2 separate regions of the Mus musculus genome follow, and region 2 is linked to region 1. The links are chromatin contacts, found by Hi-C or POLR2A ChIA-PET in ENCODE. All regions are on one chromosome and are shown on one strand. The core of a region is the stretch at or near the end of the contact, and the rest is flanking DNA. Distances in the headings are between cores, read along the strand shown. Region 1 holds the start of Laptm4a (lysosomal-associated protein transmembrane 4A). Region 2 holds the start of Ttc32 (tetratricopeptide repeat domain 32).

The links. A loop is a pair of places that touch in the nucleus more often than their neighbours do. ChIA-PET counts read pairs that join two places held with the same protein, here RNA polymerase II (POLR2A).
Region 2: a map of regulatory T cell shows a loop between it and region 1 (3-fold over the local background). The contact joins the promoter of Ttc32 here to the promoter of Laptm4a in region 1. A Hi-C loop is called at or near these places in 3 of 37 maps with a recorded cell type or tissue (regulatory T cell and v-Abl transformed pro-B cells). POLR2A ChIA-PET finds 5 or more read pairs at or near these places in 3 of 5 experiments (Patski and embryonic stem cell).

What each region holds. Positions count from the first base shown.
Region 1 is chr12:8,919,126-8,922,711 of GRCm38, forward strand. Laptm4a (lysosomal-associated protein transmembrane 4A) reads left to right here and starts at 2,182. Exons shown (of 7, transcript NM_008640.2): 1 at 2,182-3,169. The coding sequence starts at 2,834.
Region 2 is chr12:9,028,318-9,031,562 of GRCm38, forward strand. It overlaps Ttc32 (tetratricopeptide repeat domain 32), which reads left to right and starts at 1,680. Exons shown (of 3, transcript NM_029321.2): 1 at 1,680-1,879. The coding sequence starts at 1,740. Wdr35 (WD repeat domain 35) reads left to right here. Exons shown (of 27, transcript NM_001159527.1): 27 at 1-530.

The DNA of each region.
Region 1 (3,586 bases), core at 932-3,431:
GACACATCTGGCCATGGGTTTGCTGCCTCCTGGGCACAGCTTATCCTGTTTCTCCCTCGATGTGTAGTAAGATACCACAGGCTCTCCTAGAGTTTCTGTAGGTTTGCAAAAGGACTGAAGTGGCAAGGCCAAGGCACTACCATTTTTCCAAGCGCTCTTTGTTTGTTCCACATTAGTGGAACTAGTGAAAGGGATTGAGTTCCTGAAAAACTGGGCTCGTACGTCTTGATGGGAACTAGAGGCTCATAGGGAAGACAAATACAAAGATGGGAAGATTAGTTGGCCATAAGCATCAAAGATAGCCTTGAAACAAAGCAAGAACAGAAGGGCCAATGGGGTTGTGGGCATGATGAATAAGGGGGCTTGAGAAGGTAGGCTTATACAACCTATGCATGGCTGTGACAAAATATGATTGTCAGAATAAAGGGGATGAGGTGATCAATAGATTCCCAGGAGTATCAAGTAAGAAAAAGGTCAGGTATGGCAAAGCTCAACCATGAGAGGCTTTTAGGGTTATAAGGCTAGGTTTAACAGCAACAGCATGGGGAGAGGGCAGATCGAAGGGAAAAGTGAGAAAGGCAGGCACCAAGCATAAATATTTTTTTGAACAAGAAATAAGATTGTAAGTGTTGGAGAAGTAGCTCGGTACAGTTTACCTAGCATGCACAAACCCTGGATTTGTGACAGACGTAGGTAGGGGATCAGGAGACAGAAGCAAGGGGGTCAGAAACTGAAGAGCATCCTAAGCTACATAGTGAGCTGGAGGCTAGGTTGCGATCATGTCATAAAACAAAAATAGAAAGGAAAAGAGAAAGAACGGGGAAGGGAAATTGAGACTATGAATTAAAGAGGGGCTGGGAAGATAACTCAGTGGTTAAGAACACTTGAGGACCTGGGTTTGGTTCCGAGTACCAACATGGAGGCTTACAACCAGTCGTAACAACAGTTCCTGAGAATCCAACACCCTTTTCTGGCCTCCAGTGGGCACTTTACCCACTGAGCCATCTCCTTATGCCCAGTCCATGTTCTTAACAGACATATATAGTATATTTTCATTAATAAACTTCTAGCATTGTCTACTGGCTTCAATTATGGTAGGCAAAACACTCATATACATAAAACACAGTCTTCTAAAAAACCAAGTGTTTTCTGCTCTTTCAGATGCCTAGAGTTCAGTTCCCAGGACCCACATCAGGCAGCCTGCAATTTCAGCTCCAGGGGGATCTTATGTCTGCTTCTGGCTTCCTCTAGCGACTGCTACACATGTAGCGTTTTTTCACTCACACACATATTCTAGGAACCTTAAAGACCCACAAATCCTGCATCCCCCTCATTTGCTTCCTCATACACTAGGCTAGCTGGCCAGAGAGCTTGCAGGGATGTCTCCTCACTCAAGACATCTGTCTGGCTGTAACAGCTGGGTTTTACAGAAAGGTAAAGCCACAGCGTCTGGTTTTCCATGAATCCTCACGATTGCTTTGCAAGCACTTTACCCACTTACCACCTCTTCATATATACTATATTTTCATTAATAAAATTCTAGCATTGTCTACTGGCTTAAATTATGGTAAAGGCATGGATTTTGTCCTGACATCTCTTCCCTTCCTCTTTCCAAAATACTTTTGAGGTTCTTTGAAATTATTCAGTGTTTATTTGATTATGCCTATTATCCACAGCTGCACACTATGGTACAGTTTCATTCCTTCTCAAGGTAGCTACAAGCCTTGTTTGTTTGTTTGTTTGTTTTTGAGACAGGGTTTCTCTGCATAGCCCAGGCTGGCCTTGAACTCAGAAATCCACCTGCCTCTGCCTCCCAAGTGCTGGGATTAAAGGCGTGCGCCACCACAGCCCGGCTGATAGCCACAAATCTTAAAACAAATACAAAATAAATTCAGTCAAAAACTTGACTCAGTTAATGAGGATCATAAGATGTTAGAAGGAACTATAGAGTGAATATAAAGCACCCATTGTTGAAGTAAAAATGATAACTGAATCACCCAACTTATGTCAAATGGCTTTCTCTGAGAAGAGGTATGAGTCAGTGAGTCTCGTGTAACATGCTGTAGAAATGTCCAGCATCCCACAGAAAGTTGAGGCTCACTCTGGCATCAGAGCATGCAGAAAAGTGTGGCTTGTTTCTCACTTAAGACACACTCTCTCATTCTCTATTTTTTTTTTTTTTTTTTGCTTGTTTTTCTGGCCTATTTCAATGTCCTTCACAATCTTTCTCTTCAAGAAGAAAAAAAAAATCACTATTATCTGTATAAACTCAACAGCTAAGCGGTTTCTCCACTTTATCATGCTGTCATTTTCCTTAATCCCTTGGCCTTTGGCAGAGTCCAGTGGTATTTATTGGCTCCCTCTAAGTAGGCTTCAGAGAGATGGGGGAAGGACAGAAATCCAATCCTTTAGCCTACTTGCGAGCCCTCCTTTCTGGTCTGAGCCTAGAGGGCCACGCCAGAATGGTAGCCACGCCCCTTCCCGCAGGCACGCCCCGACAGGCCCAACAATAGAGCACGAATACGTCACGTGGGCCTCGCAGTGACAAAGACAACGTGGCGAAAGACAGCGCCAAAAATCTCCGTGCCCGCTGTCTGCCACCAACTCCGTCTTGTTTCACCCTTCTCCTCCTTGCGGAGCTCGTCTGGGAGACGGTGAATTACCGAGTTACCCTCAATTCCTACAGCCCCCGACAGCGAGCCCAGCCACGCGCACCGCGGTCAAACAGCGCCGGAGAGAGTTGAACTTTTGATTGGGCGTGATCTGTTTCAATCTCCACATCTTCTCCAATCAGAAGCCAGGTAGCCCGGCCTTCCGCTCTTCGTTGGTCTGTATGTGGCAGAAGGCGGAGGGAGAGATTCCGAGCCGACGTCCCGCGAGAGCGGCGCCGGGCGCCCAGAGCGCAGGCGCACAGGAGTTGGCAAGGGCCCGGGCCGAGGGCGGGCCAGAAGACGCGTCCTTTGGCTGTGGACACCGTCGTAGAGTCGTCTGGGTTGAACCGCTGGGCCGAAAGCTTTTGTCAGGGGCCTGGGCGAGAACGAGGCCCGCGAGGTTCCGGATGGTGTCCATGACTTTCAAACGGAGCCGCAGCGACCGGTTCTACAGCACCCGGTGCTGCGGCTGTTGCCATGTCCGCACCGGGACGATCATCCTGGGGACCTGGTACATGGTAAGGGCTGGCTGGCAGGGCCGCTCCACCAGGCCAGTGCGCCTGCGCGACAAGTGGGCCTGGTGGGCAGGGGGCGGGGACGTGAAAGTTGTTGGGGCGCTACTTTTCGGGGTGCTTTTAACTGTGAACTGAGGCTTTACGAGATGGGGCTCCCCAGGATTTGGGAGGGGATGGGAATAGGATCGTCATTTCGGGTTCGGGAAGTGCGCAACCCTCATCCCGCCCCACCCCCCCATCGAAACAATTATTGTCCCGCAGTTATGCAGCCAGTTCGGACGTTTTGTCCGAATCGAAAGCGAAATCCAGTTCGGGTGCCTCCTGCAGTTTTTGTTGAGGCGTTCGGTGATGTAGCCAGAGGTCTCTGTTTTGAGTCTAGACGTTAGCCAGAATTTACAGTGGGTCAGATTTTCCTCATTA
Region 2 (3,245 bases), core at 430-2,929, 110 kb after region 1:
TAAAGGGAGGGCTGGCATGTGCTCAGTGGTAGCATGCGTTCCAAGCCTGCGCAGGTCCTGGGTCCACTGTCAGTACTGGAAAAAAAAGATAATCCATACATCACAGTGCAACCAAGAGACAGTTTGATTCTTTTCACATAAGATTTACAGGTGTGAACTAATTTTTTTGTAGTTCCTGTCTGTTCATTTACCATTTATATAACTTATAGTTTGTGGCAAATTACCACAGAACTAGTTCTCTCTTGCCAAGGTTACCAGTTGGTTAGAGACCCCTTGGGAGGTAGCTGGGGATGGCAGAGGGTAGGAGGGGCTGCCTTGAAGCAGAGAACAGACATGACCTGGGTTCAGGGAGGCTCAGCAGCGGCTTAGGACATGAGCTCTGTTTCTACTTAAGGTTAAATTTCTGTATGTTCATAAATGAGGAAATGGCATTTTAAGACTTTTTATTATTTGAAGTTTTAAAGACTACAAGCCTCATTCAAGAGGAAGCATTTGGTCTCTTTTCTTTGTAATAAACATGAATTAACTGATTTTGAGTAATGCTGTAGTTATCATCAAGCTTATCCCGAGCTATGCCATGGTTCAGAGTACTCTAGTGGCCTAAATGTGACCCCAGCAGCCACAGCATGCACTAATGTGGCCGGTCCCAGCATTCTGGTAAGCAGTGTACCTGCACAGGCACTGCCGACCTCTCTCATCTGCCATACACAGCTCATTATATTTTGCTGAAATGTACTTTAAGATCACTTTTCTGACCGGGCAGTGGTGGCACATGCTTTTAATCCCAGCACTTGGGAGGCAGAGGCAGGGAGATTTCTGAGTTCGAGGCCAGCCTAGTCTACAGAGTGGGTTCCAGGACAGCCAGGGCTACACAGAGAAACCGTGTCTCGAAAAAACAAAACAAATCACTTTTCTTTATTCTCAGAGCTCAGATCAAAAGTTTTTCTGAGACATTATTTGAAATAAACATGAAAACAAATTCTGAAGGGAAAAAAGGACGTTTATCCCATGTTTCCTTCCACTATAATGTAGGGAAATGTGGCATTTGCATTGTCTTCACATCCACAGACACATCCTCGGACACACACAGAGACATACACAGAATATATATCACATGGGAGAAAAAGCTAAGTCTTTTTAGGAAAATATACAGTGACTGAAGTGGCAGAGAATTGTTACCATAGAGACTACAGAAAGTTCACACTCAGAAACATGGACAAATTTGTTTCAAAGTAACAGAATATTAACTCTGTTGCCATAGCTCTAGACGCTTATTTTGGGTATCTAAAATGAAAACAGCAATATTATGTTGCCCTCTACTGTCTGCTTCTATAATTATTTTCTAAAAAAAAATTTTTTAAAGACTTCTTTATTTACTATGTATACAGCATTCTGCCTGGATATATGCGCACCACCACCGCCCGGCCATGGGCACTGTCTGTCTGTCTATCTATCATCCATCTAATCTAATCTAATCTAATCTAATCTAATCTAATCTAATCTAATCTAATCTAATCTAATCTAATCTAATCTAATCTAATCTAATCTAATCTAATCTAATTATGTATACACATGTCACAAAGATTTAAATTCTCTTAATTTCCCGCGAACGGCGTCAGGCGCTACCAGTTGTCTCGCGATACTACGGGTCTTCAAACAGGACAAACGTCCTTTTCCTTTAGCCAACGAAGTCCCGTGAGCGGTAGCTGTGGTTCCGCTTCCACCCGGGTGAGGCGGTCATGGCCTTGCGGCCAGGCCGAGAGGGCGGAGAGAGCTCGGCCGCCCTGGCCACGGCGCAGGCTCGCTTCTCCAGGGGCGAGTTTGCCGAGGCCCGGGAGCTGTACTCCGCCTTCATTGGCCAGTGCGCGCGTCACGGGAGGTAACTATCGCGAGAGCGGGCTGGGCGCGTGGGTGGTCCCCGAGCCACGCGCGGACCGCGGAGTCCTGGGCTGCCGCTTGGTTTCCCCAGAAAAGATCCCCTCCGAGCCCTGTCCTTCGGGGAGGGGACGCCTTGGTCTCCGCAGAGGCCCAGGCGGCAGGAAGCCGCTGTTCTGGGCAGGGAAGGTGGTCGTCCTCGGAACCACAGCGACGCCTTTGTGTTCCGGACGCGAAGGTTCCGGTTCAGCACCCGCTTAAGCTAAGCACAGTCGCTGCACCCAGCTGTCCCGTTAGTGTTTACCACGACGTCACAGCACACTCCTGAAGTTAAGGGTTGTTAATGTGACACCGCTAGAACATCACAAGAGTCCTTTCTGTAGAATATCAAGCCAGCGATGAAACGTTTATTGCCCAGTACAGTTCTTTGTTACTTTGATATTTGAGTTCGAGCAGCTTATCAAGATGTGCACTCTGACCCCTCTATTCCCACTACGCTTTGAGTCTTTAGAAAACGGGGTTGTATGTCGAGCCAAAATCTGATAATTATAAAAATTTTGACATTTAGGGGTCTTGGTTGCATTCTGTTTTCTGCCAGTTAAGGAATTAAAAGGCAGTAAAACTCTCAAGCCAGGCAGGTAGCAGCGGAGGAGGAGGAGGTGGTGGAGGAGGAGGAGGGTGCCACGACTAAGTACAGCTTATGAGAGAATCCGCTAATGAGGAAAGGTTTCCTAGGGGTGAGAAAACTTGAGTGGGCAAACAGATAAAACCCTCGGCAAAGCGGAAGAGGATTTCAGGAACCCGCAGATCCACTCCTTTGAGGGTTTAAGGAACTGAGGGTTGGTCAGTTTGAGCACAGAGCCCTAAGCATGTCCGATCCAGCTTTGAACTTGTGTAGTAGTAGCATAGCAGAGCCATCAGCGGGGGTGGGGTGGGGTGGGGGGCTCTATTGGTGAAAAAAAAGTAGAAAAGCCTTTTTAGGCTGCCGGGTTTTTGTTTCCGGTCAGCCGGGTCAGGAAGAAGCAGGTCAGGTTGGCAGTTCACTATATTTATTATCTAGTCTCAGCTCCTCTCTTGATACATCTGCTTATCAGGGAGTCTTACTCTTAGCCCCTCCGTATTGTTTGTCCCAATGTCTCTGTATTGGTTGTGAATTGGTCGTTAAACCGGGAGAATCGATCCAACTCTGCAGGTTCACAATTCCACTGTAATAGAGTGAAGTCTTTTACTCTTTGTGATATTCACAGCCTGGCTATCTTCTGTGCTAATGCCTGCACATGTAGCATTAGTTACTTCAAGATTTGCCTTTGTTGCGCTTATGTAATGTGTGGAGTGAACACAGAGAAACAGAGAAACTGGGAATTTCTCTC